Regions from separate parts of the Mus musculus genome. Here all the other regions are linked to region 2. Evidence: chromatin loops called from intact Hi-C (ENCODE). Cell type or tissue: gastrocnemius. All regions are shown on one strand.

The links. Hi-C counts contacts between places; a loop is a spot of excess contacts. Peaks named below come from ENCODE experiments on the same cell type or tissue, not always from the same donor. Only the 100,000 strongest peaks of a DNase experiment are listed, where the experiment ranks them.
Region 1: it touches region 2 in a loop (2.3-fold over the local background); 7 of 42 quality-filtered maps call a loop at or near these places.
Region 3: a loop joins it to region 2, with 8 times the contacts of the local background. A loop is called at or near these places in 12 of 42 quality-filtered maps.

The regions. Positions count from the first base shown.
Region 1 is chr5:33,848,312-33,856,311 of GRCm38, forward strand. It overlaps Nsd2 (nuclear receptor binding SET domain protein 2), which reads left to right. Exons shown (of 21, transcript NM_175231.2): 3 at 6,299-6,465; 4 at 6,943-7,425. Among named protein-coding and RNA genes, the nearest start is that of Nsd2, 9.2 kb to the left of the region's middle. In gastrocnemius, CTCF peaks have their summits at 4,952 (motif pointing right) and 5,899 (motif pointing right); DNase peaks (open chromatin) are centred at 4,963 and 5,926.
Region 2 is chr5:33,951,368-33,959,367 of GRCm38, forward strand. No RefSeq gene overlaps it. Among named protein-coding and RNA genes, the nearest start is that of Nelfa, 19 kb to the left of the region's middle. In gastrocnemius, no CTCF peak of the experiment used is centred here; a DNase peak (open chromatin) is centred at 3,126; H3K4me3 peaks cover 1,026 bases.
Region 3 is chr5:33,673,033-33,681,032 of GRCm38, forward strand. No RefSeq gene overlaps it. Among named protein-coding and RNA genes, the nearest start is that of Tacc3, 19 kb to the left of the region's middle. In gastrocnemius, CTCF peaks have their summits at 3,117 (motif pointing right) and 4,980 (motif pointing right); DNase peaks (open chromatin) are centred at 1,624 and 3,119.

The DNA of each region.
Region 1 (8,000 bases), 100 kb before region 2:
CATACACACACAGAATAAATAAACAAATAAATGTAAAAATTTTATGTATTTTTCTCTACTGAAATACTGTATCTGCCATCTTTTACTTGTATTTTTTTCCAGCTGCCACTTTACCTAGTTTGGGGCTTTGGTGTCCTTAAGCATGCTGATGCCTATCTTTTGTCTCTGGAGCTCTGTGGTCTTTTGTCCATGTGACTTTCTTTGTGCCTTATTCTTGTTTCTATACATAACTGGCATTGCTTGCATTTAATGTTTTTCTTCTTTCCCAGACTTAGCTCTGAGGTAGTCTTGTGAGATCTCAACTCTGTATGTAAATGACTACTGTAAACTCAGTAGGCTCCACAGAATCTAGAGCAAACCTCTGGGCAAACCTCTCTCTAGCTCAAAGGGCCAGGAGAATCTCAAACTCAATAGATTTCTCCTGCCTCTGCCTTCCAAGTACATAGACTGCCACCACCCAGCTACTTTTATTATCTTTAATATATGTGTATGCCTCTGTGTGTGTGTGTGTGTGTGTGTGTGTGTGTGTGTGTGTGTTTGTGTGTGTGCGCGCGCGCGTGCGTGCGCGTGCTTGTCTGTCTGTCTGTCTATGTGCACATAAGTGTAATATCCTAGGAGGCCAGAGGCTTGAGATCCCCTTATGGGTAATTGTAAGCACCATGTGGGTCCTGGGAATTGAAATCATGTTCCCTGGAAGAACAGCAAGCACTCTTAACTGCTGAGTGATCTTGTCACCTTCCAAATAAAATTATTATTATTATTTTAACCCCCCTCCCACCAAATAAAATTCTTATAGGTTAAATATCCTCATAAAAGAGAAAAGAAACCTGGGCATGTGGTGGTGCCTCCAGCAGAGACAGGCAGATCTCTGTGAGTTTGAGGCCAGCCTGGTCTTGGTTTACATTAGGGAGTTCTAGGACAGCCAGGGCTATATAGAGACTATCTCAAGAAGAAAAGAAAAGAAAGGAGAAGAAAGAAAGAAAATTGTTATTTTGACAATTTAAAAAGATTTACTCATGAATTTTATGTCTGAGTGCTCTGTCTTCATGCATATCAGAAGAGGGGTTCAGATCCCATTATAGATTCTTGTGAGCTACTGTGTAGTTGCTGGACCTCTGGAAGAGCACTCAGGTGTTCTTAAATGTTGAGCTTTTTCTCTAGACTTCTGCTGACAAATTTTTAAGTAGGAAAGAACTTCAGAAATATTATATTCAAGCCAAGTGTGGTGATTTATGCCTGTAATCTTGGTACTGAGGAGGTGTTATATAAAAACGGATTGCAAGTTGAGTTCAGCCTAAGCTACATAGTAAGCTCCTGTCTAAAAGAAAGAGTACTTGGGCAGGGTAAAGAGGCAGGGACAGATCTCTGAGTTGAGACCAGCCTGGTCTGCATAGCAAGTTTCAGGCTGGTTGAGACTACATAGTGAGACCTTGTTTCAAGAAAAATAGGAGCTCAAGAGATGGCTCAGCAGTTAAGAGCACTTGTTCTTCTAGAGGTCCTCAGTTCAGTTCCTGGCATCTACATGGCTAACTATATATAACTGTATATAACTATACAGTCTTAACTGTAGTTTCTAGGGATCTGATGCCTTCTGGTGTGTATATATGTAGACAAAGCACCCAAACACATAAAATTTATAAATAAATCTTAAAAAAGAAACGTTATTTTATAAACTTTGGGCCAAGCTATAGTAATCTGTTTTGTCAACAGATGTATCAGGATTATCTTTTCTGTCATTAACTTTTTATTTTTTGAGACAAGGTTTTACTATAGCCCTGACTGGTTTGGATCTCTCCTGGTCTGGATTTCTCCCTGTTGACCAGACTGACCTCAGACTTGCAGAGGTCCACCTGAATTTGCCTCCTGAATACTGAGATTAAAGTTGTTTATCACACTTGATAGGCATTAAGTTTTTTCTTCCTTTAGACAAAAACCAAAAAACAAACTTTTATGTATATGTATGTGCATGTGAGTGTAGTTTCCCATGGAAATCAGGTCCCCCTGAATTGGAGTTACAGGGGGTTATAAGTCACAGTATATATAAGTGCTGGGGATAGAACTTGGGCCCTCTGGAAGAACAGCAAGTCCTCTTAGCTGTTGAGCCATCTCTCCACCCTGACAGTAACTATTTTAAAACATTTAAATCAATATTAATTCAGATACTTTAATTTTAGCCCTTGGAAGACAGAGATAGGCAGATCTCTTGGTTTGAGTCCAGCTTAGTCTACAGAGTTACAAGGCAGCTAAGGCTACATAAAGAAACCCTGTTTTGAAAAAACAAACAACAAAAAAAATATTAATTTTATATACTATAAAAGATTTTCAGGGCTGAGGAGATGGCACTCTCCAGCAATTAAAGGCACTGACTGCTCTTCCAGAGGTCCTGAGTTCAAATCCCAGAAACCACATGGTGGCTCACGACCATCTGTAATGAGAGATGATGCCCTCTTCTAGTGTGTCTGAAGAGAGTGACTGTACTCATATATACAAAATAGACAAATAAATCTTCAAAAAATAGTTTTCTTCATTATGATACATACCTATGCTAATTTTCATTACTAAAATTAAAGTGTTGGCAAACCCAAACTGTGTGATAGTCCTTTTGTTCTTTTAAAAAGTTTATTAGCGGGCTGGTGAGATGGCTCAGTGGGTAAGAGCACCCGACTGCTCTTCCGAAGGTCTGGAGTTCAAATCCCAGCAACCACATAGTGGCTCACAACCATCTGTAACAAGATCTGACTCCCTCTTTTGGAGTGTCTGAAGACAGCTACAGTGTACTTACATATAATAAATAAATAAATCTTTTTAAAAGAAAGTTTATTAGCTTAAAAGTAACTATTACACACAATGGGCTTCATTATGACATTTTTATATATAAGTATATATTTTGATGATATTCACTCCCTATTACTCTATTTTGTCTCCATCTTACCCCTTCTTCCCATCTGGTCCTCCTGATTTAATGTCTTTTGTTTTTTGAGGAAAGCAAGACCAATTAATTAAATTAGCATTGCTTATAAGAGGATAGGTTATAAGAAGCAGACACCGATGATCTCTGAGTTCATAAAGGGTTATTTATAGGAGCATAGATCTTTTTGGTAAGATTTATTTTGTCTTTATGTGTTTGAGTGTTTTATCTTCATGGCTATATATGTATGCATGCCTGGTGCCTGCAGAGGCCAGAAGAGAGCTTCAGATCTTCTGGAACTAGCGTTACAGGCAGTTGTGAGCCGCCATGTGTGGGTGCTGGAAGCTAAACCCAGGTCCTCTGCAAGGGGGCCAGTGGTTTCAGCCATCTCCCTGGCTCTCCTTTGTGGAGGATGTCAGCATTCTCTGCAGGTGGCCCATGTTGCTTCAACGTATTGCTTCCTCTCTGTATAGACTTGAGGCTCTGAGCAATATCTTCACAGCAGGGGTTCAGATGAGGTGACAGTTGGGTGCAGCTGCCTCCTAACCCTGACATATCGCACTCCCAGGAAGTGGTGTCAGAGCTCTGGGCTGTCTTAGAGAGTGTAGACATTTTAACAGTAGCTATATCACTGTTCTTGAATCTTGAGGTATTTTCAAGCTTTCATATTTCTAAACAAATTAAATTGTACTGAGTGATAAATATTTGCCTAATATGTTTAAGACTCTGGATTTGATCCCTAGCACCGTAAAACACACACGTGCATGTATGTATATGTGTATGTATATGTTTGTGTATATATGTATCAACAAAAAAACCGAAAAGGTACTTGAATGTGATGGCATACTCCTTTAATTCCAGAACTGGGAGGCAGAGACAAATGAATCTCTATGAGTTCAAGGCCAGTCAGTTCTACATAGTTTGACCTTGTTTCAAAACAAAACATAACACCATCAACAAGAGATTAAAAAGTAGTCTTAAAAAATCTAATGAAAAATCGACAGTGAAAAGTTAATTCCTGCCTTCCCTCTCTCCAACTGAGAGGTAATTGCTTTTAAGTCTAAGTATTTTTGTCTAGTTTCATTTGCTGTTGTTTTACTTACTACTTAAGATATTTTCTGTAGACTTTGTGTATGTATATAATATATATATGTGCAGTTATAGGTATGTTTTGTGTCAGTACCTGATTTATTAAGATACAGATTTCTGTTTGTTTTTGAGACAATGTGTCTCATGTAGCTCTGGCTGACAGAACTCGCTGTATAAACCAGATTTGGTATCAAACTAACAGAGAACAGCCTGTCTCTGCCTCCCTAAGAGCAGCACCAGGCTTGCCTGAGTAAATTCTTTTCTCTGTTCGTCTCTGCAAAGTCTGTTGTCTGGGTATGGGACCTCTTAGAGTGATGCTACAGGTTTCTTCAGGAGTAAATACTGCTCATATTAATATTTTTTCTAGATTTCTTATCTTAAACCTTTTTTTAAAGATTTATTTTTATTTATGTGTGTATGTCTGTACAAGTATGTGCTATGTGTGCGTGCTCTAGATTTCCAACTGGAGTTACAGGCACTGGTCAGTTAACGGATGAGGGTGCTGATCAGTGAACTTAATCCTTTTTAAGAACAAGAAGTGCTCTCAACCACTGAGCCATTTCCTAGCCATTACTACACCTTTAGAAAAAGTTATTGTTATTTTGTATGAGTGTTTGCCTGTGCATATGTATGTGCATTGTATGGGTATTGTGTGTGTATCTAGTGATAAAGAAGGCCAAAAGAAGGCACTCCATCCCTTGAATCTAGAGTTACGGACAGTGTCAGTTACTATGTGGGTTCTGTGGACTGATCAGATGAGTCCTCTGCAAGAACAGCGAGCACCGAGCCATCTCTCTGGCCTTACATTTCATTCATTCATTCATTCATTCATTCATTCATTCATTCATTCATTCATTATATGTGTGTGTGCATATACATACATTTATTTATTTTTATTTATTTATTTTGTATGTATGAATGTCTGAATGTGTTTAGGTGCACTGTGTGTGCAATACCTCTGGAGGCCAGAAGAGGGCATTGGATCCCCTGAAACTGGAGTTACAGGTGGTTGTGAGCTGCCATGTGAGTGATGGGAACTGAATCCAGACATATGTACAGGCAGAATAACTATATACATTATATAGTAAAAATAAAACTTAGCAGGGCATGGTGGCATACTCCCTTAATCCTAGTATTCTCAAAGCAAAGGTAGGTGGATCTCTGAGTTTAAGCTAGCCTGGTTTACAAAGCAGGTTCCAGAACAGTCAGGGCGACACACACAAACCCTGTCTCAAAATAAAATAAAAATATTAAAATAACTAAAAATAAGAAAACATTAATACCTCTCTTTTTCCTAGCAAACAGGATATTTCTCTGTTCAGTGTCTTTACTTTGCACTTTTAAGTTTATTACCCTGAGAGCCTGTCTAGAACACTATTTTTTGATTGATTTTTGTGGGAAGCTTCCTGGTCTTGGGTCCTGGGTCCTTGTGTTAGCTTTATATGTGAGCATAGTATTCAGAGCTACTATAGCCACAAACATAAAACTTTTGGTACCTTACCACCTTTGCTTTAGAGGATAGGACTCACCATCAGTCACTTTACTGGCGGCATCTTTAAAGATGCAATGAAGAGGTTTTTCTTTTTGGTGTTCTAGCTATCCAGGAAGTTTTATTTCCTTTAGGATAAAGGCTAAAGGTCTCTTTTCCTCTTGTTATTGAAATCTGACCTTTTGACTGGCTTACCTGTTTCTATCTCTACTTCACTCTCAGCAAAATCTGAAGTTTTAGGGGTTAGTAGTCTCTTTACTCATTCCTCTGGCTACATTGAGAGATGTTGCTTCTTCCTGCAGCTACGAGTGACAGTAAGGAATATCTGAGGGGTTTGTTGTGGTCTTAGGGACGCTTTGAGGTTGAATGCTCTTATTTAAGTACTGTGCCCATGGTAGCCAGAAGAGGGCATCAGATCCCCTGGAAGTGGTTGGCCAAGTCAATAATGGGATGGGTTACTGAGTCCAGCCCAGTACTGCTCTTTCACTGCTGCTCTTGGCATTGGTGGAAGTGCCCTTCTGCTGAAGTCTTGTCTTGTCTAAAATCTCTAAGAAGATACTGAATGAGGGAAGAGGAAGTGTCTTTTATTTAGTGTCTTTATCCCCCAGTCTCCTTTGTACTGTCTCTGTATCTCTGATTAGTGGATTTTCTTCTTGTGCATGGAGTGTATTGAGGATAAAAAGGTAGAAATCATGTTGAGATTAATAAGCACAAACAACACCAAGTGAAATAATTTCAAAGCAGTAGTAGATTTGCCCAGTTTCATCCCAAGTTCTAATTCTAATGTTCATGTTTTTTATTTTCAAAATTAGGTCAGAAAAAAAGTGCACGCCAGTATCATGTACAGTTCTTTGGTGATGCCCCAGAAAGAGCTTGGATATTTGAGAAGAGCCTTGTTGCTTTTGAAGGAGAAGAACAATTTGAAAAATTATGCCAAGAAAGTGCCAAGCAGGCACCCACGAAAGCTGAGAAAATCAAGGTGATAGATGCTCCTTTAGTGTGACCTTATAGTTGCTTTAAGTGATTTCTTATGTTGGTCATTTGCCTTTTTTTTTTTTTTTTTTTTTTTTGAGATAGAGTCTTATGTAGTCCTGGCTGGCCTTGAATGCATTAAGATCCACCTGCCTCTGCCTCTCTAGCCCTGGAATTAAAAATGTGAGCCAACATGCCCAGCCTACATTTGTCATTTATTTTTACTCAAGTATGTGATTTTCCTTTTACTCATTTGATGACTCACAGGAATAATTTATTTTCTGATTTTATTTCCTTTTAGACATAGAAACGATTAGTTAAAGCTATTAGAGTTGATTGCTAGTTTAAAGAAACAATAGTTGTCAGCTGAGTTATATCTAAATTTTAATTGGTTTTTTATAGACTTTCCTTATAATGTGAAAGTGTTTTTAATTGAGTCATCTTTTATATTATGCAATAAAATTTATAATTTATTTTTTTCCAGTTGTTGAAACCTATTTCGGGGAGATTGAGAGCCCAGTGGGAAATGGGCATTGTCCAAGCTGAGGAAGCTGCCAGCATGTCAATAGAGGAGCGGAAAGCCAAATTTACCTTCCTTTATGTGGGGGACCAATTGCACCTCAACCCTCAAGTAGCTAAGGAGGCTGGCATTGTTACAGAACCTTTGGGAGAAATGGTGGACTCTTCAGGGGCCAGTGAAGAGGCTGCTGTAGACCCTGGGTCTGTGAGAGAAGAGGATATTCCCACGAAGAGAAGGCGAAGAACCAAAAGGTCTAGTTCTGCTGAGAACCAAGAAGGTGATCCTGGCACAGACAAGAGTACACCTCCAAAGATGGCAGAGGCTGAACCTAAGCGAGGAGTAGGCTCTCCTGCTGGGAGGAAAAAGTCCACAGGCTCTGCTCCTCGGAGCAGGAAGGGAGACTCAGCAGCCCAGTTTTTAGTCTTTTGTCAAAAACACAGAGATGAGGTAAGTATTGTGATGGGTTCTGAGTCCTTTGTCATGCCACAGGATTTCCAAATTTGATGAATGTCCCTCTGCAGAATCCTCTTTCTTAGTATACTGGTTGAGCACAGTCTAGTTTTTAGATGTAACAGTTACTGTTGGAACACAGCCATTTGCAGCTTGGTTGCCACCATGTTCCTTCAAAGTGGATAAAAAGTTGCAACTGTAGGAAGTGGGAACTGAGTTTCACTGGGCCTCCCTTTGCTGGAAGCTGGACCTAGTCCTTGGTATTCAGCTCTGGGTGAGCATTTTCTCTTAAACTGTTTTGAAGTGTTGACATGGCTCACTTATAAAGACTGTAATAGTGTTAGCACTGAGTATGTTGAAAATTTATTTCTATAATATTTAAGAGTATAATGATATATAAGTGAGTAAAGTATTTAAGTACTTTTATTTTTTATTATAAAATATATCACTGGTGCCTGTGTCTCATTTCCTTTGTAAGGAACCAAGGCTCTTTATAGTGTGGGTCATGAAGCCATCTTTATTGTAATCTTTCTTTTAATTAATTTCATGGAATTTTTTTTTTGTTCAGAATT
Region 2 (8,000 bases):
TCATTAAGCAAGCCATAAGCTTGCTGTATACTTTCTTCTTTAGGTCCACAAATTACAGTATCATTCATATAGTGACATACCTTTAAAGAGGAGAAACCATCTCTAACTGGCTGCAAAGCCTTTCCCACATATAACTGACATATTGCAGGGCCACCCACCATTCCCTGGGGCAATACCCACCATTGATACCCTTCATCAGGCTCCGTATGATTAATAGAAGGCAAGGTAAATGCAAATCTAGGTTCATCTTTCCCACTTAATGGAATGGAAAAGAAACAATCCTCAATATCCACCACTATAATTCTCCAATCCTTAGGTAGAGCTGAGAGTAGGGGGAGTCCTCTTTGTACAGGACCCATAACTTGCATTTGTGCATTAATGGCTCTTAGGTCATGTAACAATCTCCATTTACCTGACTTCTTTTTTACAACAAAAATAGAGGTATTCCAGGGTGATTGCGTGGGTTCCACATGTCCCAGGTCTAATTGTTCTTGTACTAATTCTTTAGCTGCTTTTAACTTCTCAGAGGGTAAAGGTCACTGAGGCACGCCACGGAATGGGCAAAGGCTCCTCAGTGGCCCCTAGAAAAAACTCAGCCCTTTTCTATCTGCTTTTTCTGTGGCTTTAACTGGAGAAACTCTACCTTGTAAATTGTTTCTAAGACCTAGTCCAGGTATATATCCCATTCCTTTTATCATTTCCTTGCTTTTCTGAGAGTAATCATTAGTCAGTATAAAGTTGAAAAAGCCCTGTCCTTCCTTCTTATGCAAGCTAGGAAGAACCAACAATTGAGCAATGCGATCTCTAGGAGAAATGGCCACAATACCTCGGGGTGCAGAACACATAATTTTAACTTGTCCCTCATAATCTGAGTCTATAACTCTGGGATGTATTACCAATCCTTTCAAAGCAGAAGAGGACCTACCCAACTACTAGTAGGCCCACTGTATCCTTTGGTAAGGGACCTCTAAAATCTGAGGGAATAGGTTGGCACCCCATTTGTGGTGTAAGAATTACTCTGGAGTTGGCACAGATGTCCAATCCTGCTGAACCTAGAGTGGCTCTCCTTGGTCTTTGGGTGGCCTCATGGACACTGTGGTCTGAAGTGCCCCATACATTTGGGTTTTTTGGCTGTTGCACTTTGAACTGAGGTATTGGCCTTCCTGTTACAACTCTGGTTGATCTGCATTCATTTACCCAATGTCTTCTTTTCCCACATTTTGAGCAAATACCTGGTAATTTCTTTTTTAAACCTATTCTTTCCATCCTTTGTACACTGCTTATGCACATGACCTGTTTTCTTGTGTTTGTTCATGTTGTTTAGAATGACTCCAACCCTGAGTTCCCAATTTTAAGCTAACTTTCTGTTACAAGCAAAAGGCTGCCTGCCCCTTTAAAAGCTCCATTTGCAATCGGCCCTCAGCAGGGCTTTTTCAGCTGTACCTGACTCCCAGCCACAGTGCTTATATCACTTTCTGCTGTGTAAATTGAGACTGCCTTTTAAACAAGTTAAAGGATGGACAGCCAGCAGATAAAGTTTTAACCAATTATATTTTTCAACATGAAACACAGAACAACAATCATTCAAACAACAAAACAAAAACAAACATGAATTGACAGACATATGGACAATTTGGTGCACCAAAAACAGATAATAGACAGACAGGGAATATAACTTGGTGTCTCAAAGGGACCCAGATATCCTAACCAGAGCTAAGAATATCTCCATAGGAGCCAGAGAGGAAGCAGGACGTCTCCCGTTTTCCTTCTGTCCCTAGGAGAGCTCTGAAATAGCTTATTTTCTTTTTTCTTTCTTTTTTTAAAAATCTTTCTCCTTAACTTTTCCCAACTAGGTAGTGTCAGTGACCCAGTGGGGGCAAACCAAGGAGCGAGTCTATTTAAGAACCCTCTCACTGTACTTTCATCTGGATGGTACCTCTCCTTCTCATAGCGAGCTGCCTCCTCCTCTAATTCTTCCTCTTCTGAGGGACTGAGCCCAGTATCTGAATCTGAGCTATCGAGTCCCAGAGCCTCAAGTTCTTTTACTGGATACTCTTCTTTTTTGGGGGCCTCTTTTTCCTCTCTTCTCTCTTCTCTCCCTGGGCGTCCTTTCCCCATTCTCTCACTTTCTCGGATCCAAGGTCCTTTTTTTTTTTTTTTTTTTTTTTTTTTTTTTTTTTTTTTTTAGGTATACCCTTTTTTCTTTGAGCTCTTAATCTTTTACCCCGCTCTGTTTCTGCTGTGATGTCCTTAACCTCCTCCAGCACTCCCTGTCCTGCCTTTACCGCTGGGCGGCACTTCTCATCTTCCAAGCATGATTTAATAAGTTTCCAAAGCGGCATAGTTCCTGCTTTCAGTTTCCCATTCTGTTGCTCTCTAGCCAAATCTCCCCTCAACTTCTCCCATGAATCGAGGGTTAATGATCTAGAGCATGCATACCAAGGTGCTATGCGATCTATCTCCTTAACAAAGGATTCCAAGGTTTTCACGGAGACTTTAATTTCACGCTGCTTTAAGATAGACTGCAGTGCTGTGATCACTGAATGTGAGGTTCCCATACTGCTCCTTTATCTACAGGAGAGGCTTAAATATAGGAGAGACACCTCAGCTTATGTACGTCCATCTGACTGTACCTAGAGGCGGTCGAAAATCAGCACCACCCCCAGTGAGTGCAAAATGAAACCAAAAGGAGAACAAAGGCTTCCACCGCACCTTCCAATTGAGGAGAGAGATGAGAGAAATCAAGGCCAAACATTCCTCTCAGAGCTTACCTTCGTCCTGCAGTTCTGAATCCTTCCCCGAGAGCGGGGGGGGGGGGGGGGGCGGGGGGGGTGTCGTCCCCTCGGCGCCAGTGATGATGATACGTTTTTTCCGGGTTTTCGGCGCCAAATGTCCTGCACTACCACCTCGCCAGCAAGAACGCGCACGGAACACCAGGATTCTTCTGCAGCAAATCTTTATTGCATATTGATGAGGTAGACCCCGAGCCCTAGAAAGGCGCTGCTTATATACCCCCTAGCGTGGCATGTCCATGCCTGACTGGTCGCTTACCCACGGTCTCATTGACACACCCCGGGGTGGGCTCTGACTTGGCGTGAACACTCTTGCACATGTGCACACAGCTTGTTCACTGACAAAGGCCAAGCTGGCACAGCGGAATCTGGTGCCATCTTGTGGCGGCGAATGTTATCGCAGCTCTCCACAGAAGGAAAAGGTGGGGCTGGAGGTTTTAGAGAGAGGGGGAAGAGTGAAGAACAAAAGAGGAAGGACAGAGGAGGAAGAGGTAGGTGGAAGGACATGTCCTGGAGAAGCCACAAATAGCAAGGAGTCTCATAGCTGGGGAATAGATTAGCACAGTGATAGATCTGCCCAATCTAGACATACAACTTATAAAAATAATTACTGAGTTGTGTGTTTTTGATATGGGCTTATTGGGGTAAGAAATTACCACAACAAGTCTTCTGTTTGCCTTCGGGACAAAATGTAGAACTTTCAGCTCCTCCAGCCCCACTTTTGCCCGGACATTGCTGTGCTCCTGCCTTGATGATAATGGACTGAACCTCTGAACCTGTAAGCCAGCCCCAATTAAATGTTGTCCTTTATAAGAGTTGCTTTGGTTACAGGGTCTCTTCACAGCAATGGAAACCCTAACTATGACACCAGCCATAGGTATAGCCCTTTATTAACCAGTCAGAGATTATTGGGGAGCAATCTTTACCATACATTGATTAATACAGTGCTCCACCATCAGGCTATAGACTGGGCAGGGGCACAGAACTCAGTTTCTGAATACACATTCCACAAAACGAACCCCCACAATCAGTGCTAAACCTGCCATCCTGAGTCCAGTCTCCAGAACCTACGTGGCAGAAAGGGAAGAGCTGATCTCACTGTTGTCCTCTGAGCTGCCACTGCAGGCAATGGAGTGTGCCTGCTCTTCTCCCTCCACATACATGAACACATTTTGTTTTGTTTTGCTTTTGTTTTAAGTCAGGGTTTCTCTGTGTAGCTCTGGCTGTCCTGGAAGCTCTGTAGACCAGGCTGGCTTCAAACTTGGAGATCCACCTGCTTCTGCCTCCTGAGTACTAGGATTAATTTGTGTGCCACTTTAGCCCCACATGAATTAAAAATTAGAATATATAGTATTCACTGTGCAATTCATGAGTAGCAGCAATCTGTAAGATGTTGCAGTGCCACTGTGCTGCCTGGAATGGCTTGGATTAAAGACTCTGATCATATTGTAAGCCAAGTAGACTGCAAAGGGACCACAGCTGGCAGACACTGCTAGTGACTTGAGTAGGCCATAACCTCATTGAGAAAGATTAGTGTGGGACATTACCCACCACTCAGGCATCTGCTTCCAAGTTATTTACCTAGGAAAGCCTAAACCCCATGTCATACAGACTAGCACAGCTCTATTAGTAATACTGAAGGCCATTAAAAGTGAATGCTGGCCAACCTGGAGCACAGTTTGAATCTCAGCACCTAGGAGGCAGAGGAGCTCTGGACATTAAAGGCCAGCCAGGGCTATGTAGAGAGACCCTGTCTCAAACAAACCAATAAAAAGTTCACAGACACAGAAAGGTCCCTCTTTGGAGTCTGTGAAGCTGCCTTCTGACATAGAGCCCTCCGCAGTCAGCATTTGTCTAAGGTCACAGTATGTGCTCAGGGGTGCACATTGCTCAGGGCTGCGTCACATTAATTAACTACATCAATCAACCTCAGCCAGTCACTTAGGAATGTAAGGCCAGGGGCTGGAGAGATGAGACTTCCAGAGGGCCTGAGTCAGAATCCCATCATCCAACACCGTGACTCATAAACATCTGTAACTCCACTTTTAAGAGAACCGACATTCTGAGCACTAGGTACACATGGTGCCCAGACATACAAGCAGAAAACACACACATATGTGTAAGATAAAAATATTTGTAAAATGATGTCTTTATTAAAAAAAAAAAAGTGAGACTAAACTCTGGCCACTCAGTGGGGAGCGGTACCGCTCTGCATTAGGAGTGAAAAAACCCTAAGCCTACTCACTCGCCTGATTATGCACAGCTATGCACTGCTGTAAGACACTTTGCTGAAATACTTTGGATTATAGAAAGAATATCTTCTATACTGTATGAATGCATCTCCTGTCAATTAAAAAGCCTATGGCCTATGGCTTAGGTAGGGAATTAAAGTGGGACATTCAGGAGGCAGAAAGGATTCTGGGAGAGAGCCAGGCTCGGGGGTGGAAGGGTAGGGAGATGTGGTGAGAAGGACACATGGTACCTGAGCACAGGTACCAGCCACGAGGCAGAATGTAGGCTAGAATAAATGGGATATTTTAAGTTGTATCTAGTCAGAGAAGAGCCTAGCTGCATGGTTAAGGTATTTGTGAATATATTTTGAGTGTGAATGTTATTTCTGGGAGCATGGGGCTGGGAGGTAGAACCAGGTCTAACATCTACATTGGATCTTCAGATCCCAGATGCTTAGTCAGTGCACTATTGCTGTGAAGAGACACCATGACCATAGCAACTCTTGGGGCTGGCTTACAGTTTCAGAGGTTGAGTCCATTTAATCGACACAAAACTATCTGACAGAAAGATGAGTATTACTGTGTTCCCAAGGCTGACACATGGAGAGGAGCATGGTAGCATGTAGGCTGACGCAGTAATTGAGAGTTCTATATCTGGGTCCACAGACATCAGGAAGAGGGAGACTCTGGCATGAACACTTGAAACCCCAGTGACACACTTCCTCCAACAAAGTCATATCTACTCTAACAAGGCCACACCGCCTAATCCCTGTCAAATCGTGCCATTTCCTAATAACCAAACATTCAAATATATGGGCCTATGGGGGGCATTGCTATTCAAACCATCATACCAGATCTATTTCTAATACTTCACCCCAGTAGAAAAGAAATGAAGGTTCTTCTACCAACTCATAGGATGAAAAAGCAGCACGGTAAGGTTTCATATCCAAACCATGGGAATGCATACTTTCTACAGTGAGGTGTGGTGAGGGTTTCCAGGGTGAAGGTGAGGGGCATTTAATATGTGCAGTATACTCTACATCAGACTCTTGTCAGATTTGTGTGGGAGTGTGTTAATGGGAAAGCCTGAGGTCCGCACCAGATGTGCTGTGTGACACTATTCCCTAGAAAGAATGAGCAAACTTTAAACAAATCTACTCACCCCAGATAAGGAACCAATGGCAGACCAAAGTGTGGGTACCACCAAAGTCCATCCTGGTGAACCAATTAGTGTGTTGGGATTACTTAGAGGAATATGGGTGAGGGGTTATTTATAGGAACAAAATGACTCAAAAGTGACTGCATCACCCAAGCCCATTCCAGCATGGGTGACAGCTCATAAAGCTGGAAATCTGGAGCACAGGACAAGTCATTAGACATCTAACAGGTTGGAACCTGTCCTTTCCAGGTGGCTCAGCTGCTGTTTTTTAAAGTGCTGAATCTACCAGGTTTTAGGTCTTGTAGGCAGTCCAGATGTCCAGAAATGAGCTCAAGGTAGACTGCAGAGTTAGATAAGAGCCAACATTACTCAAGAACTTGTGAAGTTGGTTCCCACCTGCTGAAAAAGTGTAGACTTAGATATTTCAAACCCTACTTTTTATAATGGTTCTTAAATGCTTTAACCTCCCATCTATCCCACCACCCACTGGAAGTGGTGGAAAAGAAAAGTTATTAGGATACAGGGGGAGTGGACCTGCTTGGAAAACATTCTTTGGAGCAAATCCAATCTGCATTGTCAGAAAATCAGCAGTTCAGGTCACAGAAATCAACTGCAGCAACTCAATCCACTAGCAAACACTTCACACATACACCAGCAGTCCAATACTGTCTGGGCAACAAATATGAATCAGCAGTGGTGGCAGGACTTAGCAGAAACAGCCAGGCCTCAGCCAAATCAGCACAAGTCAGCAGGAGTGACCAGGACCAGCAGGGGCACCAGGGGATGTTCTTTTCTGTGCCTCTCAACGAATTGAAGATCAGCAAAGCCAAAGAGTGAAGTGTTGCAAAGCTAACTATGCAAGCTTCCCGTCACTGCCCATTAAGTCCTAATTATATTCACTCCAAACATCATGTGCCCTCCCATGGGTCTGTCTTAGCAAAACACCACACGAGTCTGTATCAGCTGACATTCCTTTGTCAATTGTCTCCAGTACGAGGAAGTGGCAAAAAGCCACCAGAGCACCACCAGAAGGTTTTTGGTGCATTTCTCTCTATGGAGTCACAACAAACAGAGCTCAGCAATGCAATGTAAGGCGAACTAATACATGTGTGTCATTAGCAAGGAATCCTTCATCAGGAGTCTTTTTCACATGCCTTAGAAAAACATCCTTTCACCTGTATCTGCTTCATCAAAATGTTCTTTGACATAACTGACTTACCAAAGAAATCAGAAATTTCCACTTCAAAAAAAAGAGTAATATCCCTTATCTCTTGCAAAAGGGACAAATGGCTACCTGTGATTGCATATCAAAGCCCATGCTGGCTCTAGGCTTCTTCAGTATACAAGAAGTTGTTTTATACTTCAAAGCTGAGACAGAATCCTAGCCTTCTCACCTCCCCAGGATTCCCTCTTCCTAGATACCTGTTTGTTCTCGTTATAATAGCAAGGGTTTTACCCCCCCTATACTATTCTCCCTTCTCTCTCTTTCTCTCTCTCTCCCCCCCCCCACTTACTCTCTTTATCTTACTCTCACAGTATGCTCTGTTCTCTGTCTCTTGCTATCCTACAATCTCCAGCATTCTCTTCCACTTCCCCACTTCCTTTGCCCCCGGCCATGTCTAATCTGCTGGCCATATTCAGTCTACTTCTTACTCCCTCTGCTCTGGATTCTTCCAGATGTCTCTGGCTGTCCTCTCTCTCATGACTACAATAAAAATCTTTAATCATATCATGGAGTAGTTGTTGGCAATTTCTTTATTGTACCCACTCACATACAGCTGTGCCAGAGCCCGCTGACAAAAGTCGAATGGTCCCTGA
Region 3 (8,000 bases), 280 kb before region 2:
TGTAGAGGTATCTACATCTGTGGCTGCTAAGGCAAACAGTTTAGAGTGGACACTCCATGTAACAAGGAGCCCAAATGGACTTCTGTGAGAAGGAAGTGCTGTCTCTCAAGACTGCAGCTGCAGTTGCCACTGGTTTCCAGCTTTCCACCACCCTGCAGATAATGAAAGGCAGCTGTGGACCATGGTGCACACCAGAGCAGACACTTATTAATAAGATGCTCAGTGTATTAAACTGAGGTTAAGTAGACTGTCTCAAGTCAAACTGCAATCAGGATTAGTGCCTCAGAACAAAGACCCTATTGTATGCTACCCTGTGTGTCTCCTGTAGTACAAGAGTGGGGCTGGGGACACTGTGTTGAGGATCCTGGACAGGCACAGGAGCTCTGCAAAGCTGGTCCTAAATTCAGCTGTGACCTAGTCAGTCCCCCTGAAACAAGAAGGCTGAGGAGATCTACACGTCTAGGTGGGACAAAGTCAGCACAGCTCATGTGTTGCTGTAGGGGCGAGAGCACAGCATGTGAGGACAGCTGCCCAGACCGATGGCTGAACCTGAGGCAGTATTTCAATAGGGAATGAATGGGTCCTACCCAAAGAGGTCCAGGCTAAGATCTCCCATTCCAGAAGTAAGCACCCCTTAACCAGGCCCAGGATCACAGAGCCTAGTCTGCAGCTGGAGACTGGGGGCTGGAGGTCCTTAGGTAGTTACTTAGCACCAGGAGTTAAAGCCATTCATGAGCCACAAGCATGAAGGATGGTACTGTGCAGGGTAGGACTGAGGCTAAGAATCTGAGTTAGCTATCAGAGGTAAATGGGAGCCTTTGGAGAACAGACTCAAGTCCAGTAGCCTGGGCCTCTTAGGAGGCCTGTGTTAAACCTATTTGGAAGATAGTAACTTGCTAAGTCAGAAGGCCAATAGAGCTAGATCAGGCATTACTGAGACAGATAACCTGACCAGCCTTTTGGGCAGGTATCCCCAAGTCTTAGGCCTCTCTCCTCAGCCAAAATCTTCTAGACTCACTAACATGCACTTAGAGATCCATGGGACCTCCCTACTAGTCTCTTATAGGATGATGTCACAACGGCCCTACACGGAGATGGGGCAGGCACACATCCACTCGGGTTTAGTTGCTGAGCATGGCAGAGTCAGCCAGCCAGGCTCATAAGGGAGCTGAGGCTCAGAAAAACAACACTCACTCAGTGGGAAAGTAAGCAGATTCAGGGCATGGCAGCACTTCTCTCACCTGGGCTTCAGGGTTCAGGAGGACCTAATGCCTTAGAGCTAACCAGCTACCTACAAGCAGGGCAGCAGTATGGTTGCAAGGGTTTCCTGTTACTTGGCCCTGTTATGGAGGCCTTGAGAGGTAGAGGGCCATAACTAGGCCTCCTCACTGGCTCTGCCGGGCTTCACCAGTCCCTCCTAGAGCTGCCCTATCTATCCCTTACTGAGGCCTCTCGCAGCCAAGCCAGAGTCTGTCCAGAGAAAAGTCCTGAAGGGCAGCTGGATGCATTAGGGTAGCCAGCCTGGCCTGGGGCCATGCTGAGGACACCGACCGCCCAGCAGCAGCCTGGGCTGAGCCACTCCAGGACAAAGGAGCCTTGTATGGCTGAATGGGCATTTATCCTGGGGGCTGAAGGGGGCCCTGGCACTGGTCCTCCATGAGTAAACATGACCCTAGCTGGGCACATAGCAGCAGGGCCAGACTTCTGTAGCCCTGTGTCCCTTGACATTGCACAGTGGGTGCTTGTGGGCCTGCTGCCAGGGCAAAGTAGGGAATGCCCTGAGGCAACTGGAAGGAGAGGGGTTATCACAGCTCACAGATGTAAAGCATCACAGAAGCCCTTCCCACAGCACCACAGTGTTAAACTTCACTGTTGAAGATTAAATGAATCGCTGTAAAAATTTAAACATTGAAGCCCAAGTCCCCAACAGGATAGTCTGAGGAAGTGAGACCCTAGTAATTAGTGTCTGTGAGGTCCTGAGAGTAATGCCTGGTAAGAGGAAAGTTAGCTGGCATGGTGACACACACCTTTAAACCTAGCACTTGGGAGGCAGGCAGGTGAATCTGAGTTTGAGGCCAGCTGGGTCTACATAGTGAGTTCCAGGGTAATCAGGGCTACAAAATGAGAACTTGGCTCAAACCAGTGCACCCTAACCCCCAAAAAGGAGAGCTGAGATCTCCTTTTGACCCCCATGACTATGGGTAGTACATGTCAGGGAAACTGCTTTCCCATATACACAGGATGGGTTGTACCTACAGACTCGGAAATTGCTCTTCTGTTTAAGTCCCCTCCTCAGCCCACGGTGATGTTACTTTCACAGGTCTAGTAATAAACTCACCACCAGAGGCACAGCCTAGCCACAGTCTACCCTTTAACCACTGGCCACTGACAGGCTGGTGGCTCCTGGGGTCTTGAGCCCAACCAGAGGAAGCCCACTCACCTCTGAGGTTCCAAGACCACATAAGAACTAGTGTGGCCCAAGCTGCCTTCTTGGGCCAGACAAGACCCTTTAGGGTAGGCTAAGTGGACCCTCCAAGTAGATCTCTAAGCCAACCATTATCACCCAGAAGAGGGTGCCTTGCCCATTGACAGCCCCCAGCTCCCTCCAGAAATGCCTCCTCCTGGACCAGGTGTTGCAGCCAGCCCAAGATGAACCCCAAACACCCTTGACCCCTCAAGAGTCCTGACTGGTGAAACTCAGCCTCTGGAAGGCATTCAGTGGTGTCTATATTAGTAGGACCTTAACACCCAAACCTGAACCCCAAACTCCCTCTCCTGAATCCTTCTCCGGCTAAGATAGGCTGAATCTTGTCTCTTGTATCTCTGGAGAAGGCCTCAGAAAAGCCAGGCATAGAAGATGTTCACCCAAAAAAGAAGATCACACCGGGAATATAGACCCACCTCTACATCTGAGATGGACTCTGCCTTTCTGGGGTGTGCTCAAATATAGGTCACAGAATTGAGCTATGGCCAAGGAGTCCAGGGAATCCCCATGATGGCCCTCTGTGGGTAGAGACAGGCCTATCTGTCCTGATACTATTCCAGTAGCCTCTGTTCCCTAACACTAGGAATTGATTCCAAGCATTGCATTTATCAGCCATCAGATCAGGCAGCCTGTAGGGGGCACCCGTGGACAGGCCTGACCCCTCATGTCTTCATCAAGCCAGCCCTACATTCCCAAGCTATATCTAGTCTCATTCATACATACCTTGGGGCACTGAAGACCCTCCAGGCCCCCCCATCAGACCCTGACCAGCTAACTAGCTCTGATCATAAATACCCTTGCCAACTCACACCTCCTGTCAAGAGGAACCACATGCCAGGCTACATACAGCAAAGAGGTTCCAGGCCCTTAAGGGTAGTAACTAGTCAACTATAGCAGTCACCATTACATTGCTGTAGAACAGGAGTCCATAGCAAAAGAAAACCTTACTCAGACTCAGTGATAGGCAGATGTGGATACTGCCTCCCAATACCCTGAACCACCAGGTTCCCCTAAACTCACCCACTCACTGTTATCTATGCAATGCCCCTTTGCTATCCTATGCCCCTCCATACATGAGGGAGCAGGCCAGAACTCCCATAACACCTGGTACCAAGCTCCAGACTGAAAGAGCACAAGTATATGTGGATGAATGAATTATACATACTAAGACACACGAAAGTTTGTCTCTTCCACTCAGGCCAGCAAGGGATAGGTGAGCACAATGTGCCCCAGCAGGGCCAGACTCCTAAAAGTGGCCCCCTGGCGGAGGCCAACATCCCTGTTTCCTACGAATCCTCTGTGTTGGGAATAGGAAGATCCTTGTACAGACAACCAAAATCCAGGAGAACCAAAAATGTTAATCACACAGGGATGTCCTCTTACTGGGGAAGACAAAATAAAATGCCTGTATCCCATCCAGAAAGCTGAGAGTGGATTCTGTTACTGACCTGGCAACCTTTTGCTATCTGTGGTGGCAGACCTCACTCACCTTTTACTGTAGACACAGACATCATCCAAATTCTACAGACTGTTTATTCCAGACTCTCTCTGCCCAGCTCCCAGGTAACAGAACCCACCCTACAGGACTGCTGACCTCTGAGCTGCTGGGGTAGAGACTACTCTAGATTCTAGACCTTTTAGCTATAGAACCCACCCTCATGATCACTTGTAATTTGGGGGGGGGTGTTTGAGACAGGGTTTCTCTGTGTAGCCCTGGCTGTCCTGGAACTCACTCTGTAGACCAGGCTGGCCTCAAACTCAGAAATCTGCCTGTCTCTGCCTCCCAAGTGCTGGGATTAAAGGCGTGCGGTGCACCACGCCTGGTTTTTTAAAAAAGATTTATTTATTATTATAGATAAGTTCACTGTAGCTGATTTCAAACACACCAAAAGAGGGTGTCACATCTCATTATGGATGGTTGTGAGCCACCATGTGGTTGCTGGGATTTGAACTCAGGACAACTCAGTGCCCTTACCTGCTGAGCCATCTCACCAACCCCCACTTGTACTTTATAAAGGAGTTTCTAAGTAGTCACACCTTAAGCTTTACTGTGCGCCTAACTTGAAATGATTATTGCCTGAACACCTAGAGGGAGTGATCGTTGCCTGGAAACTTTTCCCTGAATTATAGAGTGGTGCTTTTTTTTTTTTTGGTTTTCCGAGACAGGGTTTCTCTCTGTCTAGCTCTGGCTGTCCTGGAACTCACTTTGTAGACCAGGCTGGCCTAGAACTCAGAAATCCTCCTGCCTCTGCCTCCCAAGTGCTGGGATTAAAGGCATGCGCCACCACGCCCTGCTGTTTTTTTTTTTAAGATTTATTTATTTTCTGTATATGAGTACACTGTAGCTGTACAGATGGTTGTGAGCCATCATGTGGTTGCTGGGAATTGAATTCAGGACCTCTGCTTGCTCTGGTCAGCCCCACTTGCTCCGGTCGGGCCCTACTCTCTCTGGCCCAAAGATTTATTTAATATATTTAAGTACACTGTAGCTGTCTTCAGATGCACCAGAAGAGGGCGTCAGATCTCATCACGGATGGTTGTGAGCCACCGTGTGGTTTCTGGGATTTGAACTCAAGGACCTTTGGAAGAGCAGTCAGTGTTCTTAACCGCTGAGCCATCTCTCCAGCCCTATACAGTGTTTTAAATAATTTTAATTTTTTCAAAATCTACTTTTAATGATAGCTCTTAAACACTTTAACCTCCCTTTTAGCCCACCACCCACCAGAGGAAGTGGAAAAGAAAGGATATGGGGGGAGTGGACCTGTTTAGAAAGCTTCTTTGGAGCCAGGCGTGGTGATTCCAAAGAATCCTTCATCACGTGTCCTTTCATGTGCTTGCTTTAGCAGAATATCCTCTCGCCTCCGTCTACTTCAGCTAAACATTCCTTCACAAGTCTGCCTTAGCCTTTCACCTGTGTCCACTTCAAGAAAACACTCCTTCAAGTGTTTGCCTCAGCAAAACACCATCCAACAGAACGTTCCAAAGAGCCCTTAAGTTTCCATTTCATATGCTGACAATGAACAGCCTGGCATAGACTCTTCCAGTCTGATCTAGGTTGACAAAGTCAATCTGAACTGAGTTTTCATTCTCATCTCTTTGCAGGTTATGTTCTTGCTGTGACCACCTGTAGGGTCCCCCACACCTTTGGAGCCTTCCACCTCTTCTGCCCACTCCTCAAACTCTCCTGGTATCAATAGCCTCCTGGGCTGAGCTCGGGGGCTAAGGAGCTACCTTCATGAAAAGAGGTGGCAAGAGACAGCCAGAGCCATGAGAGGAGGGATAAATCCACGGGAGACCACAGCAAGTGAAACAGCAAGAAGAGCTGTTAGTGAAGAGTGGCATTCACCATGGGCCTTCTAAAAATTAAAGGACCCCACCCCTCACCCCCAGTGTAGTAAGCCACCTGTGGGCTCCCTGTGTGCAGAGCTGGGTAGCCCTGTAATAAAGACAGCTCTGTCATCTGGCCTCTAGGTCGCCAAGATATATCACTCCTGGAGGGTTTTGTGGGGAGTCATGGGGGTTATGCCTGAGGGTTTTTTTCTGGCAAGAACTGCAGTGTGGGCTGAGAACCCCAGACCCTCTATCCAGTGTTTACTAAGGCCCAGAGACTGACAGCATCCAGGGATCCTCTGAGTTAAGTGGGATGAGCTGGGGCGGAGCAGGATTACAGAAAAGTTGTGGGAGCCCCCCACCCCACCCCCACCCCGAGAAAACTCTCTGAGCCTAACTGTGGTAATTCCAGAGCTGAACCCATGAGGCCAGCACTGCATATGTTTTAGGTGGGGTCTGAAGCCTGATAGGACTAGCCCTCTGCCTGGGATATCTGGCCCAGCCTTGGGGCTATTCTTCCACACAATATCAACAGCGTCTCCCACCCAGCCCTAGAACAACTTACTCACAGTCACATAAGGTTGGGGAATGAGGGGACTCAATGACAACGACTGTTGGGTCTTCCAGTCTTCCAGCTCCTGTCCACCAGAGACATATCAGCCCATTTACCATTGTGCTAAGTCTTACTAACTACCCTGGCCTAGAGGACCTGGGTCTAGAGTCTTCAGAAAGTCTCCTCACACTCCTCAAGCTCCAGGGTGAATGTCCAGACAGCAAGGCTGGCTAGAGATCAGAAAATGTCAATCCTTGTCCAGGGCTGGAATCAGCCAGGGCCAGGCATAGACCCTCACCAGAAACCCAGTGTTCTCGTCATAAATGAGGGCTGGACCCCAAGCCTCTATGTATCCTGACATGTTTGACCTTTGTTCCTGTGTCACTTGTGAGCACCCCCTCTCTTCCAGGCTGAGAAAGAAGAGAAAAGCAGACACCTTTGGGACATGTTAACAGGACATGCTGCAAGGACCAGGGTAGAAAGAAAAGGGTGAATTCTTGTCTCCCTCTGTGGCTACTAATGTCCCCAGTGTCTCATTGTGTCCTCTGACCCCACCCAACACCTCATCGCCAGACAAGAATCAGTCCCACACTCTTGAGCTACACAGATAGCTCTCCGCATGTGCCAGCAAACACAGGCTCCTAGGTCCCTGGGTGTTCAAGACCAGAACGACAGTGGAGCATAGGAGAGACCTTCTCCCAATCAGGAAAAGGCTGCCTGGGGAACCCAGCAAGACCCAGCTCCTCACAGCATGCAGGGGGACAACAGCCCCAACTAGCCAGGGCCCAACCAATAAACAAGTAGGGATAGTACTTACTGTCCATCTGTAGGTCAGCCCACATCATCCTGGATAGATAGAGTCCACCTACTTCATACTCTGCCCTGACACCTGTGACAGGTTCCTCTGGACCAGAGTCCATCTCTACTTCCCACATGTAGAGGTCACTAACTGACTGGTCCAGTAGCAGGCCAGGCAGCCAGAGCAGCCCGGCACTGGGTAAGGCCAAGTCAGAGAGCCTTTTGCACTTGATCTTCACTCTGGAGGCTTGAGAAATCATAAACATATGGGCAGCACTCTCACACCCAGCCCTTAAGTGAGTTACCCAGAGTCCCAGAAGAGTGGGACCCAATGTGAAGGGGACTGTTGTGTCTTCCAGCGCCCATCCACCAGGCCACATCAGCCCATCTACTATTGAACCAGTCTTACTAGCTGCCCTGGCCTACGTGAGCTGGGCCTGGAGTCTTCCTACACTGTACGTTTTGTTAAGGGACCTTTCCCTCTCTGTGCTAGAGATGAAACACCAATGGCGGAAACCAGGCCTGATTCTTTTTTTTTTTTAAAGATAGATTTATTTATTTATTTATTTATTTATTTATTTATTTATTTATATGTTGTGAGCCACCATGTGGTTGCTAGGATTTGAACTCCGGACCTTCGGAAGAGCAGTCGGGTGCTCTTACCCACTGAGCCATCTCTCCAGCCCCAGGCCTGTTTCTTACCCACCCTGTAGTGGGGACACTATGACCCAAACTAGTATATGTAGGGCTGGGGACAGTGCCCTTTTATCACATAGGGGGCTTTCCAGAGCAGACAAAAGGAGGCCTGCAGGGTTAGGGTCTTTCTTCAAAAAG